2 separate regions of the Homo sapiens genome follow, and region 1 is linked to region 2. A link is a loop called in an ENCODE intact Hi-C map of the cell type or tissue named here. Cell type or tissue: heart left ventricle. All regions are shown on one strand. Links, peaks and the distances in the headings refer to the core of each region. The heading gives the core; the rest is flanking DNA. Region 1 holds the start of LINC01614 (long intergenic non-protein coding RNA 1614). Region 2 holds the start of LOC102724849 (a long non-coding RNA gene).

The links. Peaks named below come from ENCODE experiments on the same cell type or tissue, not always from the same donor. Only the 100,000 strongest peaks of a DNase experiment are listed, where the experiment ranks them.
Region 1: a loop joins it to region 2, with 2.9 times the contacts of the local background. A loop is called at or near these places in 9 of 110 quality-filtered maps.

The regions. Positions count from the first base shown.
Region 1 is chr2:215,710,187-215,721,481 of GRCh38, forward strand. All of the region lies in intron 5 of LINC00607 (long intergenic non-protein coding RNA 607), which reads right to left. LINC01614 (long intergenic non-protein coding RNA 1614) reads left to right here and starts at 7,857. Exons shown (of 2, transcript NR_132383.1): 1 at 7,857-8,076; 2 at 8,811-10,760. LOC102724861 (a long non-coding RNA gene) reads left to right here. Exons shown (of 8, transcript NR_187737.1): 8 at 3,054-4,200. In heart left ventricle, for the core only: no CTCF peak of the experiment used is centred there; no DNase peak of the experiment used is centred there; H3K4me3 peaks cover 507 bases; H3K27ac peaks cover 1,061 bases.
Region 2 is chr2:215,448,218-215,459,512 of GRCh38, forward strand. It overlaps LOC102724849 (a long non-coding RNA gene), which reads left to right and starts at 5,490. Exons shown (of 4, transcript NR_110607.1): 1 at 5,490-5,508; 2 at 8,675-8,775. In heart left ventricle, for the core only: a CTCF peak has its summit at 6,402; no DNase peak of the experiment used is centred there.

The DNA of each region.
Region 1 (11,295 bases), core at 1,106-9,105, 260 kb after region 2:
AATTAGAAAAATAATAGCAGAAATATTATTGCATAAGAAATAAGGCTGAAGTTATCTTAAGGGTAAGGAAAAGCTTTGCTCACTTGCAACTAACCTGTATTATCCTCAGAAAGAAACAAATACTCAACTGTGGTGAGGTTATGCGTGCTCTTCTGTAATTCATTAGGAAATCAGATGAATCCCAATTTTCCACCACACTGATGCAAACATTGAGCTGCCTTCTTCCTTCACCCCACCAGGAGATCTCAGCTCATCCACCAGCCTTTTGGAATTAGCAAAACCGAGGTAGAGCCAACTAGCTTTTGCCCCAAATCTGAAGTGTAGAGTTTTATAAACCAAAAGAAATAATTTCCCTCATGTTGGAAAATGGGAGGGAGGTGAGGGGGAGAGAGAGGTGGGACACAGAACTACAAGATGAAGGATGCGAAGAAGGAAAAGTCAGAAATAAGATGAATTCAGAACCCTTTAAGCTGCATGGCCCTCCTCAGTGTGGTACAAGGGACAAGTCAATCAGATGAAATAAAAATTCCCAGCCCTGATCTGCATTGCTCCACAGTGTCCACTCAATCTTTAAGCAAAATAAGTTTATGAATCTTCCTTTAGTTCACTTTGTGTCCGGTCTGAGGAGGGACATACTCAGTCTCTGACCAATATACAGAGTGCCTGCAAAGTAGGGTTAAGCAGCCCCATGGTCTACCTTGCTGTGAATTTCAAAGTGCATCCATGTGCTGCAGAGAAAGAACCACAAACAAGAGGCCTTCTGGGCTTCCTGCTCTGGGGAGCTTTCCCTGGCAGCAGTGGGGATAAAAGATCTTTACAGCTGAAAAGTCTTTCTTATATTTTTTTTTCTTTTTTTTTTTTTGAGAGAAGGCCTTGTTCTGTTGCCCAGGCTGGAGTGCAATGGCGTGATCATGGCTTTCTGCAGCCTTGACCTCCCAGACTCGAGCCATCCCCCCACCTCAGCCTCCCTAGTTGTTAAGACTACAGGTGTGCACCACCATGCCCAGCTAGTTTGCTTTATATTTTTTGTAGAGACAGGGCTTTGCCATGTTGCCCAGGCTGGTCTCTAGCTCCTGGGAAATATTATCTTTTTAATCTTTGATGTTCCACACCCATGCATATCATGGGTCTCAGGACCTTCCCCAGTAAATGTTAATTTTCATTGAACTGATTTTGGGGAGGTCCCCAGGAGATAAAAAGTAGGGTTAAGGGTGGGCTTTGTAGCGGGGAGGGAGCTTGTTAAACACAGACCCTAGAGACATGTCCATATACTATGAGATTGCACCAAGTCAATATTATGAATCAGACTTTGCTTGTAAAAGCACAGCTTTGGAACTTGCAGTGTGGCTATTTCCGCTTTTCATTTCATCTTCTAACTCCAGAAGGAAAAGGAACTGTCTATGTGAGTTTCCTGCTAGATGTATTACAATACCACATTCCTTTGGAATTGGCTCACATTCTTGACCTAGTGGGAAATGGGAAATTCACCTAGTGAAGCAGAAACTAACATCTCCTAAAACTATCATCAAGGAGCCCTAAGTCCCCTTAGAATTCACTTCCAGAGTTTCCTCCATGTACTGGCCAAGGGCGTGCTTGACAAGAAACCAGACATGGGAAGTTCTCTGAGGTCCTGCTTTGTTTCTGTCAGATTACAAATTCCTAGAAGACAAGATCCATGTTTCTGCCTAAGTCTGTGTGCTTAGTAAATGCTTGATCACTTAGTTGGTGCTGTTAAGATTTTCTCAGACATTTGTCAAGCAAATACAGCCTTTCATGCAGTCAGGTACTTGTTTATGTGATCTGACTTCAAAGGCCAGAAGGGGGAAAAAAACTATTGTTCAATAATTCTCAGTTGATGAGTGAGAAACTCCTCAGCCCCCTACCTTCCTCTCCATGCAGCGATAAGACTTAAAATACAAACAATAGTCACTCTTTTCTTGTCTGTTAAATGTAAAATGTTTGCCTTGGAAGGTTGAGACTTCCCTAAATCACATAGAAAATAATTCTATTCAATTTGGATAATAAACATTTATTTATCCCCTTCTATTTGCAAGGCATGTACAGGTTTTTAGGGTGAGAGGGCCACCTACAAGTCTGGAGCTCATAGCCTAGAAAGCCTGAGGCTTGGTGGTGTGTATCCTGACTCAGCTGCTTCCTAGCTGTGTGACTTTAGGCAAATTAGTGAACTTCCCTGAGCCTGTCTGCCTGACATGTAATATGAGAATAATAATAATTCCCACTCACAGGACTGCTGTGAGGATTGATTAGATAACATCTGGACTTTACACAGACCTTTACCCACGGTCAGGACTTGATGATTGACACTATTATTACTGTTTTTATTGTTCTGGTATCTGCATTTGTTCTCCTTACTGTAATGACTGTTGAAAAAGCTTTCCTGAGATATTAGCAGCGATTAATCCCCTGGGTCAAACTGCATTTGCAGAGTAGCTGCTCAGTCATCTGTCTGGGCTCCAAAGACAAAAGACAGAAATTTTTGGCACTAGGGTCTAAACCTGGGAGGAAGCACACCATGCTGAACAGTGCTGGTGAAGGGTCACAGCCACTGGATATTAGGAAGGCTCTGGGTGTTGGGGTAAAGAAAGTACTAGAAGTCACTGAGGAGAGATCTATCGATGCTGCCCCTTCACTTAAGTCCAGCAAGAATCACTCTGGAACAAGGATTGTCAAATATAAGCACTTCCCCTACTCCTCTACTGAGTTCTGGAGGTTTGAGAGAAGCACAAATAGTTGCTTTGTGTCGTTTCTGCCACTGCCTCCTTCCTTTTTCTTGCTTACAGGGAATTCTGTAGGAGTGCAATTTGAGGTCAAAATACATAAGCATTTAAGACATTGCTTTGCTTCAAATCCTTGAATAAATATTAACTTATTCATCATCTCATTACCCCTGAGAGTTGGGAAAGCAGAGCCCAAATAGAGGTTAGAATGTTATAATCCCATCTATAAATTACAGTGCTTGTCATATTTACTAAATGAAAGCTTTAAGGTTTTAAGAAGCTTTTCTAAATGTGATCTCTCCATCCCTATCATAGGATTTGCTCAAAATGGATTTGCAAAGAGAAAAAAAATTTAATGTCACACTGCCATGATAAGTCAACCAACCATCTCATATATCAAAGGAGAGAGGCAGAGAAAGAAAAGGAGGAGGATAAAGAAGAGGAGGAAGAGGACGAAAGGAAAACCAAGAGGAGGAGAAGCCACTTCTTACTTTGGATTAATGTGAAACTAAATAGTTTACTACATTTTAAGTGGGAAAATGTTAGTTGAAAAGATATTTGTCAACCACAAACATTTGAAAGGGAAGCATTCCAAAGATTTTCACTGTTTATGTTCAAATTACAACATGTGCAGAAAGTTGTGCAACTGAAAATCCTTTCAAACAACAGCTACAAAAGAGATTGGTCAGTTAGGACAGGAATAGAAAGTGGAAACTTAGAAGACTGGCTACTCCTTGTGTATGATTGCTGGGGTGAGTCTGTGCTGAGAACTTTTTACAAAGGGTGTCCTTTGCTGATATGAGAGGGGGGTGTCAAACTTTTGAGTGATCACTGTGGGTCCTCAGCTTAGACATCTTCTCTGGCCCAAGATGGCACCCCTTGCTCTCTTTCCATGGGACACAGGGACCTTGCCATCCTTCCATCTTATAAGCCTTCTGTCATGATTTTTACTTCATCCTAGATAGCCTTAATTTGGGCCAGGTCTCCAGGTTCCTCCACTTTCTTCTGTCCCATCCATACCCCTCACCAATCCTCTGTAAATTCCTTTCCAGGATTTTACTGAGAACTACAGAGAAACAGGCTGGGAATAACAAACATGGGGAGTTATGTAGTTAACATACACTTTGACATCACCTAGTCATTTTCCTGAGTATATAGATAACTCTGTTATTACTGGTTATAAGGTCCATGAGAAGCCTTTATCCTTTTCTGGAAACCAAGAAAGCACCTGCCCTCCCTCAGTCCTAAGGGGAGAATCTTTATGGGTGTAACAATAAAATGGATAATGGGAAATTCTGATGTCCTCAAGCATACATTCAGATGTCCCCAATGAGCATCATTTGTATATCAAGGGAACTCCAGAGAGATGATCCACAATTCAGTGTGTCCCTTTGGCCAGTAGAGAGGTCACCTTAGTCTGGAAATAATGATGATATAATGTTAAAGAAACCTAACTAAACAAGTCCTTTTTCTCTATCCTATGTAATGTTTTATATCTGACCTCACAGAAAACCAGCCTTACTGTTTTGTACTCTCTCTGCAGCTGGGTAGGTAAACAGAAATTGAGGCTCCAGGCTGCCTGGTGGTTCACAATGATGGTGCTTTTCAAAGTCCTTCGGATGGACAGGGAACTGGTTTCCCCACCACCATTTCTGACTGGCACTTCCCCACCTTCCCTGAACAGATGATGCAGTGAACCCTGTGAGGTTTCCAGCCTTCAGGAAACTGTTCCAAGGCCATCAAGGAATAGGGAGATGCAACTGGAACACTCTATATCCCAAGAAGACAGCCCTCCGAGAGTGACCACATGGTCCTCTCCCAACATCCTAACTCTCCCCTTTCACTCTTTCCACATCTTCTTTGCCTTTAGAGCTCTGCCTCATTTAGTATTTCTGATTCTATCCCCCTTCCCCTGGATGCCCAGTTGCTGGTTCCTTTCCCGTATATTTCAAATTCTGGAGGCTCAGGCTGAAAGCCAGTAGCTTTCATGTCTGCTCATAGAGAAGAATGGGATTTAGACTCAAAAGAAGAGTGGGTACAGGTGCAGTGGCTCACACGTGCAATCCCAGCACTTTGGGAAGCTGAAGCGGGCAGATCACCTGAGGTCAGGAGTTCAAGACCAGCCTGGCCAACATGATTAAACCCCATCTCTACTAAAAATACCAAAAAATTAGCAGGGCGTGGTGGTGGGTGTCTGTAATCTCAGCTACTCGGAAGGCTGAGGTAGGAGAATCACTTGAACCCAAGAGGTGGAGGTTGCAGTGAGCCAAGATTGTGCCACTGCACTCCAGCCTGGGTGACAGAGCTAGACTTTGTCTCAAAAAAAAAAAAAAAAAAAAAAAAGAGTGAGCTCTGGTTCTGTAGATGAAAGAGATTAATGCGGGCAATGCCCCAGGATGGGGTTGGATTTCTCTCACCAAACCTACAATTATGCACAGTTCATAACCATAGGGAGTCATTTCCTAATGAAGATTATGTCATTAACACCATCTGAAGAATGTGTATGCCTCCTATTTACACGACTTTGACCCTGTTTGGGGAAAATGATCATCAAGCCTTCTATTATGCTGAGTCTGAATTGAAGCCCTCCATGACTTGGTGTCTCCAATAAGTCTTCTCACATTCATGAAAAATGAATGTGCAAGCCCGAACCACATCTCTAATCCAAAGCTTTCTCACTTGACACTAGTTACCTTTTACTAGCCACAATTACAAGAATAAGAGCAAGCATGCATTATCTTGCTTCAGCCTCACAATAATTCCACAAGGAAGGTATCCCCATTTCTTGAGAAGGACATTGAACTTAGAGAGGTTATGTCACTTGCTCAAAGTCACACAACTTTGCCAAGGTGGATCTAATTAGAAGCCAGATCCATCTGATTGTGTTTTCTCTGGTATGTTCCATGGTGCCATTGACAACACCGTGGCACAAGGGCACCACTTGCCCTGTCACACCTGAGACAGGCATTACAAGTTGATCATGACACTTCTCTCTGGAGCTAGTCTGTGTTTACCTGCAGAATGCTCATCAACAGCCCCTGTGGGTTGATCAGAGTCATTATGTTGGGTTGTTATGTAGTTTGCAATCTCTGTCTCAGGCCATTCCTCCACCAGATCACTTCAGCATCAGTACCACTACTTATCTCCTAATGGAGACACATCACCCCAGGCAAATCATCACATGTCTCTGAGAGTGGCTTTCCTGGTCAAAAATCTATCATGATAGCTAAGAGGAACATTTGTCTGCGTCTTAGAAAAAGCCTTAGCTACCTCCTCAAAGATTTGGCAATAGGACGTTTCTACTGAAGATAAAAAAAAATGAAACTTGTAGCAGCTCAACTGTCCTTGGTCACTACTTTTAGCTCTAAACACACACACACACACATATACACACACACACACTCACACACTCCATTGCTCCTGCTTCTGCTCACACCTTGCACATGAATTCAGAGGGCAGGTGAATCACATCACTCTTACTAAAATCCACTCCATGCCCAGAGTGTCATTACACTTTAAGAGACCTCAGTGAAGGCAGTAAATGTCAACCCCATTAGTCTTTCCTTGCAGAAAGAATGACTGAGGCCCAGACAGGCAGGGGAGTTCCATATCACCACTCTCAGCTACTGATAGAGGCCATAGCAAAATGTAAGGCTCCCAGCACAGGGCCTTCTTCTTCTTCCATAAAATGCACCACCTTGGACAGTCAAAAGAAGTAATTTAACTTCCACTTTTTTCAAAAAACATGAAAACTCAACACTCCCATCACTGATGCAGGGAACTACGTAAAAACTTTGTCCTCTTCTGAATTGAAAGATATCATAGTAAAACTAATGCCCAATGTCCAAGATGTTGCTCCTTGATATTTAAAGTTCATGGGTCATTCTAGCAAAATTGATGCCATATAGTCTTGATTTGTATATTTTAAAATTTTATCACTGTGTTGCTTTCTCAACAATTACTTGATATTCAAGTTTTTTTTTCATTTTGCTTAAATAAGTAGATGAAGTCTTTCCCCCTTAAAAATAGGAAGGCAAGCGAGGCCAGGACTAGGTGTCCTTGGACACCAAATGCTGGAATGGCGTCACACATAGATGGCAAATAGGGTTTTAGTATGGCCAAGTTGACTATTTCCACTTGTGTTCCAGCTGCCATGCCACACCACCTCACCTCTGCCCATCCGCCCCCAGATCTTCGGTGGTGGTGAGCGGGAAGAAGGCTGATCTCATGTGTCTACCAGAGATGTTACTCATAAACGCCCTCATAATTCCCAGATGCTCTCATACTTTCTATGGGATAATACACTATGTCTCTTTTGAGCCAACACCCTAATTCTGCAAATGATATTCACTGGTGCCTTGAGCAGGAGGCAAAGGGGCCCACAAAATTCTCTCATAAGACCAAGACATTAGGTCCAGGAGGAGCAAACCTGCCTTCCAGCCAAACACTCAGACCACCTCACACTCAGTAGAGTCTGAGAAATCATCTTGAGGAGCTCAGGTGGAAGACGCTTCCCTTGTTAAAAAATAAAGCACACAGAAAAACCTTCAAAACTCTTGTTAATATGATGTGGATCAAGATCTATAGCAGATGAATAAGGAAAGAACTGGCCTAGTGCTGCCAAATTCTTTCTAAAACTGGGATTCTTTTCAGTTCTGGGGCAGATAGAGTTGCATTGGAAGAGAATTTGACCTATTGAAAAATAACAGTTTTATGATGCTTTCCTATAAGTCTAGACTAGCAAGTGGGCCAGTTCTAAAAATGTCCTTGTATTTATGCCTTAAGAGATATTCATCTACATCGTAGGGTTTTTGGAACAAAGAGAACGGTTTCCTTTTTCTATAAAGTTTGGCGTCATTATTATTTTGAAAGATAACCATGCTCACCCATTGCCAAATGACGGCTGAGTTATGCTCTCTCTATATTTTTTAAAGAATTCGCTTTTGAAAAGAAGGTGGAGGTGGCTGGGGAGGAGAGGGTAATCCACGTCCTGTCACTCACTCCCTTCCAGGCTGTGAGAAAGTTGTGGGCCTGGGAACTTACAGTTTGTTTTCTATAATTCCATCTGGTTTGAGACCAAAAAGGACATATTTGTGGAGAACAGACCACAGTCTGAGAGGGAAAAGGGCTGAGGGGGTAGAGGTATAAAAATCAGATAGCTCAGCACTTCGCTCCAAAGGAGCTGAAGGAGAGAGGATTCCACTGCGTGTATGTTTTCTCTTTCACGTCTCACTTTTGTTCTCTGCCATCAGGAAATGCAGTAGACATTTGTCACCAGCAGCTCTTTGGAGACTTCAATGTTCCTTCCTCCCAGGATCCGAAAGGGGACTTCAGACACGTAAGAGTCATATTTTGCAAACCAGCAGAATTTTTGTGCAGTGTTTATCAGACAAGTGAGAGGCTGTGAAGGCAGACTTTGGGAAATAGTTTTAACAGTTCATAAATCAGATGTAATTGAAAAGGAGAGGATCTCCTTTTTGAGAGCCATGAAAACCTTTCTTTTGTAATCTCCTTACTGGGGCAGAATTGTAATGTGTACAAGGGCCGGGGGTCTAATGAAGTCAGGTTGCCTTGGGTCACTCAAGGTAATTTGTTTTTTTTCTGGCCAAATCATGAAACAGAACTGCATTCTGCTCCCTGTTACATTTATATGATAGCATCTCTTTTGATATTGTCAAGTGTGTTATGCCAGGTTGCATAGCATTACCGATAACAAAATTCTTTGGAAAATTGTTTTTTTTTTTTTTTTTTTCACACACCAAATAGCAGCAGCTGAAATCAGTTGGAGTTCTTGGCTGGCCAGGAAGTAAAAAGTGCTTTTCATATAAAATTCCTAAGAAACCCTAGAAACATGATGCAAAGCATTTGTACCCCTTTTACTTTCAAACTAGTAGAATTTATGTGACTTTTGAAAATTATATTTGTTATACTGATAAAAATGCAGTTTCATATGAAGAGTAGGAGACCCTAAAGGGACTTGCCTAAGATTTTCATTTGAATTTAGTACATTATGAGTTGTCATAGTATAAGAGGATTGGAGGTTTGGAGGATTGATAGTGTTCTTAACTTCAGGGAGAATCTAAGACACCAGGAGCTCAGAAGAATGGAGTCTCAAGACATCAGGCAAATACCGAAGAGATCAGAGCCAAGTTCTAAAGGGCAGCCATTTCCCAAATGTCAACCAAGAGCGAAGCCAAGAGAATTATGATTTCCTGGCTATACAATGACAGGAAAAGCTTGATCAAAGCTGGAGTGCAAGTTAAAAAGTGTAAGGTACTCAAGTGCTAGGGTCTGTGTCCAAGCCCAATCAATTGATCATTAGTTGTTTTTAACTTCAACGTTTCTTTTGCAACAGCACCTCTTCCTTAAAGTAGCAATCTTAGCAGACTGCCACCTTACATGATGCATCTTATTCTCCAAGGACAATGAAGACTGAACTATCGCACATTACCTAAGAAAGATGGGAATTGACATGCACATCACAATTGTATACACAACAGAAATTATTGAATCATGAGATATACATTCCGGTGTGTGACAGATTGGCACATGACATAATCTGGGTTCTTTATAGACTCAGTTGTTTTGGGGCGATCTAGATTATCAAGAGAAGAGCCTTCATGCTTAGCTTTATCTTGTACCAACCACCAGGGCCCTTGCTTCTGAGCAGGAAGCAGCTGGGGAATAGGCTCTTTCTCTTAATGACTTCCAACATAGTTCTCTCAAACCTTACTCCTCCAGAAGGCCACCCTCACCTGGCTATGGCTACTTCAGAAAAAACTTGGCCTCTGGTATAATAGAGCAGAATCACCACCTCACATTCTATTTCAAGCCAAAGTCAATATCTCAAAGGCTGGTTCTGTGATTTATTTGGCCCTTGGGAGCTCCTACTGAAAGTGCTGAAATGTCGTACTGACACTTCAGACTTATAGCTACCTAGACTCCAAGTAAGATTTATCTCTGACTGGAGGGTTTCTCCTATTAAAAACCAAAGAGTGTAGGGTGCCTTCACCTGCTAGGTAATCTTCTATGCCCTAATGGGAAGAATGGGAGCAGCAGACAAGTAAGTTCAGGAAGGAGAACCAAAGCTGTGTCCATGCCCTTGAGGAAAGAGAAATTGGACCAGACAAGTTCAGTGGAAACTTTCTAATGGATCCATCAACTTCATCTTGTCTAAGCAGAGTCATAGCTAGAAGTGTGACTGAAATAGGAGAACCACGTCCAGGGGTTCAGGGGGGATTCCTCTGAAATCGCAGCTGGAAGCATTTCGTAATAGTTCTGGTACTGCACCCATAGATACTGTCACCTCTACTCTTTCTTCCAATCACCATTAGCAGATGCCACAGGATTCCTACTTCTGAAAGTTTTTGGGCCCTGCAGGTGGAAGACTGGAGAAGCCAATAAAGTTTAAGGCTACATTTTATTCCATCCACAAATTTGGTGAAGGAGGAAATGTTTACAATTCTGCCATGCCATGAATAGGAGTTTTCCACCGGGTGTACACTGCTGTTAACAAGGTGTAAATACTTGTCCAGTAAAGAGACCGTACGGTACTGCTGATGGACGTCCCAACACAATGCCAGATGCAAAAACTTCTTTGGTGATTGCTTTTGATAACACTGAGTGGCTAAAGGTCTTCTTTCACATCTTTGCCCACCTCAAATCCTGAAGGCAAGGTCTCTGGAATTTGAGGCTGTGCCCTCACATGCCTCCAAGGCACCAACAAAGCAAAATGAAGAGTCTGCACTGCTTATCAGTTGACCCAACACTCAGTCCACATTGGAGGGGAAGGGGTGGTGGGCTGAGGATGTCTTCTTCCTGTCCAGGATGCAATATGGTCAAGGATGAAAGGAAAGAGATGCTGGGAGCAAGTCTGCATTGAAGATGTATTTCTGTTGCTTTACTACCAACCCTGGTTATAAATGATGAAACTATAATGGGTCTGTAATAGCTACTTTCCCATATAGCTCTTGTCTGTACATACATAAAATTAAAAATAATAGAATACTTCCATTACTAACATGTGGTGACAAGCATTCTTCATTTACCATTTTTATTCCAAAAACATGATTTAACATTTTAAAAACCAAGATCTGTTCGGTAAATCAGATAATAGGGTAAACTATAGTTTACCCTATCTTACAGCCAGTTAGATAAATGATTATTGTGAAAAGAAAATTGTTAGCATTGTAAATAATGCTTCTTATATGAATACTAAACAGTCTATTGGAAAACACCATGGTTGTTGGTTTAGAATCAGCTTCTTTGGCTGGGCACCGTGGCTCACATCTGTAATCCCAACACTTTGAGAGGACAAAGCGGGTGGATCACCTGAGGTCAGGAGTTCGAGACCAGCCTGACCAACATGGTGAAACCCTGTCTCTACTAAAAATACAAAATTAGCCACGCGTGGTGGCACATGCCTCTAATCCCAGCTACTCGGGAGGCTGAGGCAGGAGAATTGCTTGAACCTGGGAGGCAGAGGTTGCAGATCACACCATTGCACTCCAGCCTGGGCAACAAGAGTGGGCATTTTTAGGTTGGTTCCAAGTCTTTG
Region 2 (11,295 bases), core at 1,537-9,536:
GCAAGTGTGTCAGTTGGAAAAATGTATACATGTGCACAGATTTTTAGGAGTGAAAATTGAGGTAATCTTTTAAAAGGACATTTTGGCAATATTTAAAATGCACGAACCTAAGACACAGTAGACTGAACACAAGCATTTCCTCTACACCCTCCTGAAATCACACCTATAGTTCAGAGATGAAAACAATTTAAACCTACAAGAATAAAGAGAATAAGAAAGGAGACAGTAGATGAGAGACAACAACATTTTGGAAAAAGGAACACAGGTGGAGAAGTGATACCTAAGGTCACAGAATTAATGCCTGCAAGCCAAAAAAAAAAAAAGAAGCTGATTGATATTCAAGAAACCCGGAAAGCCTCAATCATGGGAGGCATCAGGTACCTCTGAAGGGAGGGCAGGAAAGTGGGACTGAGAGGTGTTTGAAAGTATCTGCATAAAGAATAACTGGACGCCCTTGTTACTCCTGCCCCTATTCTACCCAGCCATGGACTGATCCACTCCTCTTGCCCAAGTAGGACCCAGGAAATTTGCTGTGTAGATAGATTGAACCAGAAAAACCCCAAACTCAGTGGCAGGGAGGGTGATAGTGGTGAAGCACAGGGCTAAAAAAAATGGAGAGTTAAGTGAAGGTATACATGCTTACTCTCCATTTGGCAGATTGAAAATGTTCTCTCTGGACTTAGTCTCTTTGGAGACAATAATCTGTAGATCTGACACTGGGGAGTCCTGTAGTGAAATAGCCAGATTCTAACCCCATCACCTACAGTGTTGCCAATCAGTCACTAAGCTCCACTCCTCTGTGCAGTTTCCAATCAGATCTTTAGTGTCCCGATTCTAAACATGAATGGATGTCAAAGGATCAGTCACCAAACCTTTGAGAAAAGCCTCTGACACAAAAGGTTAAAGTGAATTTATAGAATACAAAACAAAAGAATAAGAGGCAATGCAAAAAATAGAAGAAAGTGAAAAATAAAAACAAACTAAAACCTAAAATCATGACTGTAGAAAGAGAAGATATTGTGAGAAGGAAACAAGAATAGTGATCTATACATGTATGAATATTTAGAGACCAAGACCCCAATCCTATAAGATTAGCATCCTTATTAGAAGAGACACCAGAGACATCTCCCCCACCCTGTACGCCTTCCTGACCCCAGGCAAGCACAGAGGAAAAGGAATGTAACAGGAAAAGAGCCCGCACCAGAAACGAACCCTGCCAGACCTTGATCTTGACTACCAGCCTCCAGAACTGTGAGAAAATGAATTTCCATTATTTAAGCCCCCTAATTTGTGGTATCTGTTATGGCAGCCCAAGGAGACTAGCATAATGTATCACATTTAATAAAATTAAATGAACACTAAAAACAGAATGCATTTGCCTTTTGAGGCAGCAATTCCAAATTTCTCTCTGTTCTTTAAGATATGTAACTTAACCTAGGAGTCAGCAAACCCAGGGGCCAAATCCAGCCTACCCTTTGTTTTTGTGCAGCCTGTGAGCTAAGATTGATTTTTAGAATTTATGCAGTTGAAAAATTTAAAAATAATATTTTATGACATGAGAATGTTATATGAGATTCAAATTTCAGTGTTCATAAATGAAGTTTAAAAATATATAGCCACATCTATTTTTAAAAATGTATCATCCCTGGCTACTTTTCTGCTACAGTGGCACAGTTGAGCAGTTGTGACAGGGACCATATTGACTACAAAACTGAAAATATTTACTATGTGTTCATTTAGGAAAAAGTTTGCTGACTGCTGGTGTAGACCATCTGAGTGAAATTTCCTTCCAGATTCTTATAATATTTTCTCCAATCTTTTATAGTTGTCGTGCCCAAACTGAATTAACAGCAATATTTTAAATATCTCAATTTTATTGCGTCTTTCCAAAGTAATTCAAATTGGTTTTCTTAGGAATTGCTCTCTTTCAACATTTTGATTTTAAAGATAATATGGTTTGGATATTCACCCCCTCCAAATCTCATGTTGAAATGTGATCCCCAATTGTATTAGTCCATTGTCATACTGCTATGAAGAAATACCTGAGACTGAGTAATTTATAAAGAAAAAGAGATTTAATGACTGGGAAGGCCTCACAGTCATGAAGGAAGGCGAAGGAGCAGCAAAGGCACATTTTACATGGTGGCAGGCAAGACAGCATGTACAGGGGAATTGCTGTTTATAAAACCATCAGATCTCATGAGACTCACTCACTATCACAAGAACAGCACCGGAAAGCCTACCTCCATGATTCAATTACCTCGAACTTGGTCCCTCTCATGACACATGGGGATAATGGGAGCTACAATTCAAGATGAGATTTGGGTGGGGACACAGCCAAACCATGTCACCAATGTTGGAGGTGTGGTCTAGCGGAGGTGTTTGGGTAATAGGGCAGATCCCTCATCAGTAGCCTGGTGCCAACCTCATGGTAATGAGTGAGTTCTCACTCTATTAGTTCTTGGGAGAGTTGATTGTTAAAAGGAGTCTGGCACTTCCTCCCTTTTCTCTCTTTCCCCCTTTCTCTCTCCATGTGACATACCTGCTCCCCCTGCACCTTCTGCCATCAGTAAAAGCTTCCTGAGGCCTCCCCAGAAGCCAAGCAGATGCTGTATATTGCCATGCTTGTACAGCCTGCAGAACCATGAGCCAAATAAACCTCTTTTCTTAACCAATTGCCCAGCCTCAAGTATTTCTTTATAGCAATGCAAAACAGATGAATACAAAAGGCAAAAACAGCTTAATTACATAATTATCAAATCCATTACAATGGCAATAAACAGTTTGGTACCCAACAACTGACTTCTGTTAAACATATAACTCAAATTATAAGAGCACAAGAGCAGTGACCTGCTAGGGTGGAATCATGAGCTTTGAGTATACCTTGGACATCACCAGCACATTTTATGGAGGGAAAGCAGAGCACAGTTGGGAAGTGGGTTGCATGGAAGTTGCGTAAGAGATTTTATGTTGTAATTAGCCTAGTTATTTCAGGTATCTGATTTTTTTTCTCGTCCCAATTAAAGAATAAATCTCCTAAGAGCAGGGATAATATTTTGATTTCTTTTGTATTCTTCTTTCAAGCATGGAGCACCAAGTTGGGCACATGACAAATGTTGAATAAATCCCTCTTGAAAGGTTAGATGATGAAGCTTCTACATGCCAGAGATGACCATTCTTGGGGTAAGTCAGCTCTCAGCCACCTAGAAAGGTTTTCTCAACCGCTGATTTTAGACTCTCAATCTGTTTTGATTTGCGATGCTGTATTCTTCTTTGCCATTCTCCCAAATGACACGTCAGCTTTCATGATTCATTTTTATGTTTTCTTGTCTATCGCCTCAATGTTGGATTTCTGCCTAAGCAGCAAAATTCAAAGAAATCTCTTCTGTTGGAATTGCTGATGTGAAAGAAGCCCATGAGGTTCAAATGACCTCATAGTGCATAAAACAATGTGAGTGAATATGGGGAGTACTATTTATTGTTCAAGACAAAAATGAGTATGTTGTGAAAAGCTTGCTCAGTTTATGGTAAGATGAAATTGCTGACCGAAGACTGCCTAAAACTCAAGTTCTGAAATGTCATTAATATGGACAATAAAAAGGAACTGTCTTAGAAAGTTAATTGTTACACATAATGTACATAATTCTTGCAATAACTATTTTGATTTTTAGCTACCCAGGAGTATGATCAAGAATCTGTAGTAGTACAATCTAGTTTAAGTTGCCTTGTTGGTTCTAAGAGAAAAATTCTTTGGGGTTGAAAATTAGCCCATTTTGTAACACATCTCTGTGTACAATTACTGTTAAAAGTTGAATATGTGAAATCTGGTGGCATAGTAAGCACTGATAGAAATTAGGTTATTTATTAATTTATTATTGATTTGCCTTATGATTGTAGAAAGGGTATGTATTTGTATAATTTAATGACTTAATTACTCTCATTGTAAAAGCTGGATAAAATTATATCTGGTCTATTCACATCATTAGTATATTGCAAAGATGCTTGACAGTGGCACTGATGGCTTTGGGTGGTATGATATTTATCAATTATAATTTTTATATAATTGACATTCCAGTTCCTGTTCTGTCAGTATATATCTGTGTGAACTTGATTATACTTAAATCTTTGTGCCTCAGTTTCCCTATTTATAAAACAAATATGTTGAATTAGATTAATTCTTATTCCTTGGGTTCAAAAATTACATAACTGTAAAAAAGCTTTTGTCCATTATAATTTTTTAACCTCACCTAAAAATGCCCAAATATAAAATAATGATATATGTGCACTTCCTAAACATTCATGTGCACATTTTGCATATACCCAGAATATTGGAGCACACATCTTCGCAAGGAATATAGATTTATATCCTAAATTTGCTTTTGTTTCTAAGAGAAGAGATGAAGAGCTCATACCTTACCACCAGCAAGAATAAAAGCTTTGTTTCTCTCCTCTGTTTAAGTAATTAAAATATCTTTGCTCCTTTACTTTATGATTTCCCATTTTGAGGGTCCCTAGGGGTGAGAGGAGCGCTCATTAAACAACTCATCTCTTTCCTGCCTGAATTCCACATAGAGAACTAACTGATGGGGGCTAAGGTGAAGGAAGTGGCTCGGGAAGAGAGTGAAGGAGGCCTGCCTAGTGTACCCAGAGTTAGGGAGTCTCATCTATCCTCTGCAGTCCCTGCTGGCCAGGAGTGGCCCACACAGGGCACATTGCTGTTCCAGTAAAGCCAACTGCACGGACAAACAGAGGAGCAGCAGAGATCGCAGTGAGCAGCCTCCCTACCCAGGAGAGAAAAGGAGAGCAGAGTTGATCAGGCTGGTCTGGATATTTTCCCCAAATTTACAAAGCCAGTGCGTCACTTCACTTCTCCAGAGGAGAAACAAAATGGGAAAATTGGCCCAGAGGAGCACCAAGACTGTGCTTACGGAAAATCACCAGGAAATGGGAAAATGTGTTCCCTCTAAACCTAGAATCATCGTCACTAATAGCTGTGTTCTCTATAAATAAACTTTTGAAAATTAAAAAAGTATAAAATGCCAAGATATGTCGTGTAAAACAATTTAATGTAACTTTTCAAGTAGACTTGTCTGTAATGAGACCACTCTTGGTTTTAAATTTGCAGATGCTCTTTGCAAAGAAAGTAGCATGTGTTTAACATTTACCTTCAGTATTAACTGTGTTAATACTACCATTGCTTATTTTGACATTTTAGTTTTTAACATTTATATTTGGAGGAATTAAAAAACGACTTGATTTCAAAGGAGGTATAACTCATTTTCACAATCTGAGTTCATGTGAATGTTTTAGAAGAAATTTCAGAAATGGCTTTGAAGTTATCTGAGAAAATGTTTACAATTATGCCATTTGGGAATTACAATTCTATGTGTTGGAATTGTTTCTATGGAGATACAAATTGCTGTACAATGTAGAATGTAGTTTGATAGAATGAGAATGTTAGAATTTTCACAGTGCTTAAAGACTGGTAATTAAACTATAACTAGCAAGGTAAGAACAAAATAACCACATCTTAAGTACAGTTTGACTTTCATGACTAAAGATAAAAATTACAGGGAGGTAGGATTTTATTTCACTATAAAGATGAACTTCCTAACGGTAAGAGCTATCTAAGATTGAAATGGGCTGCCATAGTTAAACAAAAAACATAAAATTACTTGGGGATAGTATTTGAAGGGGAGTCACTCATGCTTGTATTGTACTGCATGCCTTCCAAGATCTCTTCCAATTCTAATACTTGTATTCTATAAGAGCAACAGAATCATGCAATGATGAAAACCTTTTCACCAATTTTTTCTTTTGTATTAGTTAATAGACAATACTAAGAGTACACAGCATGCCTCTGCTTGCAATAATAGAAAAGAACCAAGAACATTTAAAATGGGCTATTGAAGGAGACCATTTGAAATAAATTTTTACAAATTAAGGTGTTAAATCATATCTATTTTCTAAGCAGATTTTTAAAAAAGATCCTTGCAGGATCTTTTTTACTGCTAGTATTCCTTTGTTAGTTCTGAAAAGAGATTCTGTGCATTACTCTGTAAATAGTACTGTATATTACTAAAATTTTATTGGTAAAATTATTTGGCTGATTCTAAAGTTTAGAAGAAAAACACTGAACAAAATTTCCCAAAGAACGGACTGTATTAATTTGAAAGCACAGTCCTGGGGAGTTCCCAAGTGGATGGGTTCTAGTGACCTGGCAATTATTCATCAATTAACCACAGCCACTTATTATCTGTATGAATGGAACAAAGTTGATACACAGACCTTGAGGCAACAATGATCAGGATATATGGCTAGTTTTCTTATTCCATCTCAGAGTTACACTTCAGAAACAAATTTCCTTAATATTTGATATTAAGTGTCATGCCCTCAATGACAACTAGGAGGAGCTGTTTGGTCTCGACTCTGCCTCAGAACTCTTTCCATGGGATCAAACATTGCACCTTGTACTGAATTAACCTTTTGTGTCTTTTGACCACATACGTAAAAGGTAAATAAAAATATATGTATTTTAAGCTCTGTTAAAAAAAAAACACAATTGCTGGCCTCTTGGATAATTAAGAGTTTATAACAATGAAGATTGCTTTGTCCTTTGTTCTCAAGATGCCCTCATGGGCTGTTTTAGAAGGATGACCTGTTCAATTTTCACCTCGGTCATCATCTCTGAGTCCTGTTTTTGCACATGGGGACTTTCAGTGCTCCTTACCTCTTCTTTTAGTTTGAAAATAAAGGGTTTTAAAGTCTCAATCTAGGGTCTGCACTGAAAAACGTCTTTTCTCTCTAGTGGTTATGCTAATGCAAGTTCTCCAATGTTACTCTGCATAACTGAATCACTAACTCTGCATTTCAAAGTGCCAACACTGGTAAACCTGAAAATTTATTAATGTAACAAACATTGTGCTGGAAACAAAAATATGGTTTCTGATCTCAAACATTTTAAGATCACATTGGAGAAAAGACACGAACTGTAATATCTTCACAATTGGTAATAGCAGCAGTTAGAAACAACAGGTTAGGCAGTAGAGGACATTTTCTCTGTCACAGAACTGAGAAATTGTCAACATATATACTTTTTTTGGTGTGTGCATTTTGGGGAGTAAAGAACATGGGGATGAGTAAAATTTATAAACCTTTATTTTTTTGCGTCTTCCTAAAATGTCAAGTCTTTAAGAACCCATCAGCAAATAATATTAGCTTGATCATCCTCAAATAATGTTAGATTGAGTCAAATGAAGTAATTATTTCTGTAGGTCACAACAGTCAATATTGGCAATTTCATATGGTTCACCTAATTTTAAAAAAGTGTGCATTAGTTTTCTTTTTTTGAGACAGAGTCTCACTCTGTCACCCAGGCTGGAGTGCAATGGCACAATCTCGGCTCACTGCAACCTCTGCTTCCTGGGTTCAAGTGATTCTCCTGTTTCAGCCTTCCAAGTAGCTGGGATTACAGGCGCACACCACCATGCTCAGCTAATTCCTGTACTTTTAGTAGAGATGGGGTTTTGCCATGTTGGCCAGGCCTCTGCCACCATGTCTGGTTAATTTTTGTATTTTTGGTAGAGACGAGGGTTCACCATGTTGGCCAGGCTGGTCTCAAACTCCTAACCTCAGGTGATCCGCCCTCCTCAGCCTGCCAAAGTGCTGGGATTATAGGTGTGAGCCACTGCATCTGGCCTTGGGTTAGTTTTCTGGGGCTGTAGAACAAATGACCACAAATCTAGCCCGTTAAAACAACACTCATTTATTGTCTCACAGTTCAGTAGGTCAGAAATCTGGGTGGGCTTGACTGGGTTTTCTGCTTAGGGTCTCATGAGGCTGAAATCAAGGCTGGGCTCCTATCTGAAGGCTCTGGAGAAGAGTCTGCCTCCAAACTCAGATGGATTGTTGGCAGAATTCAGTTCCTGGTGGTTGTTGCCAGCGGTTGTTTTCAGAAACTAGAAGCAGCTCTCCAGTCCTTGCACGTGTTCCCCTCCATCTTCAGGTAGCAGTGGCCTTGTGCTTTGAATCTCTCTGACATTTCCTCTGTCACCAGTCTGAGAAAGCTCTTTGCTTTTAAAAGGTTCATGTGATTAGATTAGGCCCACCAGATAATCTGCTTTTAATTAACACAAAAATAACTAATTAATAACCTTAATTACATCTGCAAAATCGCTTTTGCCACATAACATAACATAATCAAAAGTGCAGTGAGAGGTTGTGTAGTAAAGTGGCTAAGGGCATGGGCTTGAGAATCAGACTATCTGGGTTCAAAGTCATGCTCTATCACTAAATTAGGTGACACTGGACAAAGCTTTTTAGCTTCTCCGTGCTTCTGCAAAACAAGCATCATCTTTAATAACCTGCCTTGTTGGTTGGATTTTAAAGGGATCATTCTTAACAAATATTTAGCAGAGTGCCTGGCACATAATAGTTGCTCAATGAGTAACATTTAGTATTATTATTGTAGAAAAAGAAAATGAGAAAGAAAAAGTGAGAGAAAAGAAAGAAGTGAAAGAAAATTGTTGTAGACAGAGTGATCAAGGAAGGATTTATAAAGGAGGTGAGGCTTGAGTTGGATTAAGGTTAACTGAATTTTTGTAAGCATGAAGAGGGGCAATGTATTCATTCTAAATTATAACAAATTTACCAATAAAAGGTTTGTATTTTGTAGAAATGAGAAACTGATTACATCTGCTTATTTGGACAGTGAATGGAACCACATATTCTGCCTGTTGGCAAACACCAAATCTGTATAGTTTATTTTCTTCAAAGGTAAGTAATGAGAAAATTAACTGACAAGGCACACTGGATCAACAGGTTACTATGCTATATTTGATAAATAGGCTTATTCCTGATACCTCAGACTTACTCCAGGATTTTTTTTTTTTTTTTAATAGAGTCTCGCTCTGTCGCCCAGGCTGGAGTGCAGTGGCATGATCTGGGCTCACTGCAACCTCTGCCTTCCAGGTTTAAGTGGTTCTACTACTTCAGCCTCCCAGTAGCTGGGATTACAGGTGCCTGCTACCTCACGTGGCTAATTTTTGTATTTTTAGTAGAGACAGTGTTTTGCCATGTTGGCCAGACTGGTCTTGAACTTCTGACCTCAAGTGATCTTTCCGCCTCGGCTTCCCAAAGTGCTGAAATTACAGTCATGAACCACCGCGCCTGGCCAGGAATTTGGTAAGCCATGTTTACATATACAGTGGACCAGGTAGGAACCCTAAATATGCTTTTCCTTGGATTGGTCCAAATGCCTTGGTCATTCTCTCCCAGCATAATCCAAGCAAAGATAAACAATGACCAATGAATAAGGCTCAGTAGTCAATCGGTTGAATGGGAAAGCACCACAGCCACTTAGATCATAAAAAGCCCAAGTCTGCAGCCACTCAGTCAGTCCATTCTGCTAGCAAATTTCTGTTTATATATCTTCTCTCCAAGAAGGGGCTCTTCCAAAGCTGGCCCTAGATAGTTCCTCAGCCGATCGGTGAATTAATAGTCAATTAACTAAGTATTAGGTTGATGTGAAAGTAATCACGGTTTTGCCATTGAATATGTTACATTGAATATAAAGGCAAAAATTGCGATCACTTTCATACCAACCTAATATTATCACCTCTTTTTCTAATATGTGACCCTGTGATAAGAGAAAACCCCCCGATTTTCCTCTAAAGACCCATTCATTCTCCACTTTCAGTGCATGCTTTTCAGGTCCTGCTGATCTCAGGGTGGGATTTTGATTCAGGTCCCAGTAATCAGAGCACTGCAGTACCTGATTACCAACAGCCTTTACTATTTGTTCATGGCTGGGCTTGCAGTCCAAACTAGGCCAATGGAAACCCTTCCTGAGAATTTTTAAAGAATTAATTAATAATCACACTTCCGTTTGGAATTGCTAAAGTGGTAGAATGTAGGTGTGATGCTACTGGTGATTACTCTGCCTCTGTGTGGGAACAGCCTTCCTGAGAATGAAGGCACCCCAAAGAAAAGTGAGCTCTGAGATGGAAGGGCTCAGCTCTGAAGATGTCATTTGAGCATCTATACGGTGCTGCATTGTACATATCATGCTTCTGGACTTCTAAGTTATTGAGCCAATAAGTTATTATATTTTGTTTAAGCACATTTGAGTTTGCATTTCTGTCATTGTCAACCAAGAGTTCTAACAGTCGGCTCACAGAGCCTCCGATGTAACGTTCCCACTGTAAACATTCAGATTGATTAATTAATTTGAATCCCAGCTATAGAACCCTGATAGAGAGAATCTCTACCCTCTGATCCAATCAGACAGGCTCACAGAGCACAAACATACCTGTTGTACTCTGGTGGGTGGGTGAGGGGGGATAGTGATCATGGAAGAGGAACAGAGATACATAACCAAAGCCATTTGGTTCAAATGTGTGTGACTTTTATAATCAGACAATAAGAATATTTATTTTGAATAATCACTTAAAACAATTTAAGTAGATTTGAATAATCTATTAACAAATTTTTGCTTTTTTGTTACATTCAGTGGCTGCCAAGAGTTTTTAATCACTCAAGTGATTTTAGTTAACAATTAATAATGAAAATCTAAGCAACAAAAATGTTCACTCTAAGTCATTTGACATAAGAGAACTAGTGCTCAGATGGTACACGGAGAACCCATTTTTCATTTCCACGCTTCACAATCTCACACTCTTTTGCCAAATTCCTACAACCAGTCCTTAATGACCTAGTCTCAGTCTCAAAGTACCTCTCTCCCTAAGGCATCCTGTCTCCCCAGAAACAGGAATGTATTGCTAAGTGGACCTTACAGATTATTTAGGCCAGCTTTCATATGAGATGAAAAGTTTCAAAGAAGTCAATAATAGTGAAACATTTTTTTAAAAGGTTGGGGGGGGGATTCTAATTTTATTGAAATCCCCCAAAGAACTTGATATTACAGGTGACATCAGTTCCAGCTCAGACTGTAGCTAGTTGAGTCCTCTGTTCCACAGATTTTATTCCTAAGTAGATCTTTGCCTTTAGAAGTGAGTGTCAAGCCTATTCAGTAATTTCAAGCTGGAAGAGACCTTGGGAATTTTCTAGTCCATATCTGTCATTTTATTTTTATTTTTATTTTTTTTGAGACTGAGTCTTGCTCTGTTGCCCAGGTGGGAGTGCAGTGGTGCTATCTCGGTTCACTGCAACCTCTGCCTCCTGGGTTCAAGGGATTCTCCTGCCTCAGCCTCCCGAGTAGCTGGGATTACAGGCATGTGCCACCACGCCTGACTGATTTTTGTATTTTTAGTAGAGATGGGTTTTCACTGTGTTGGT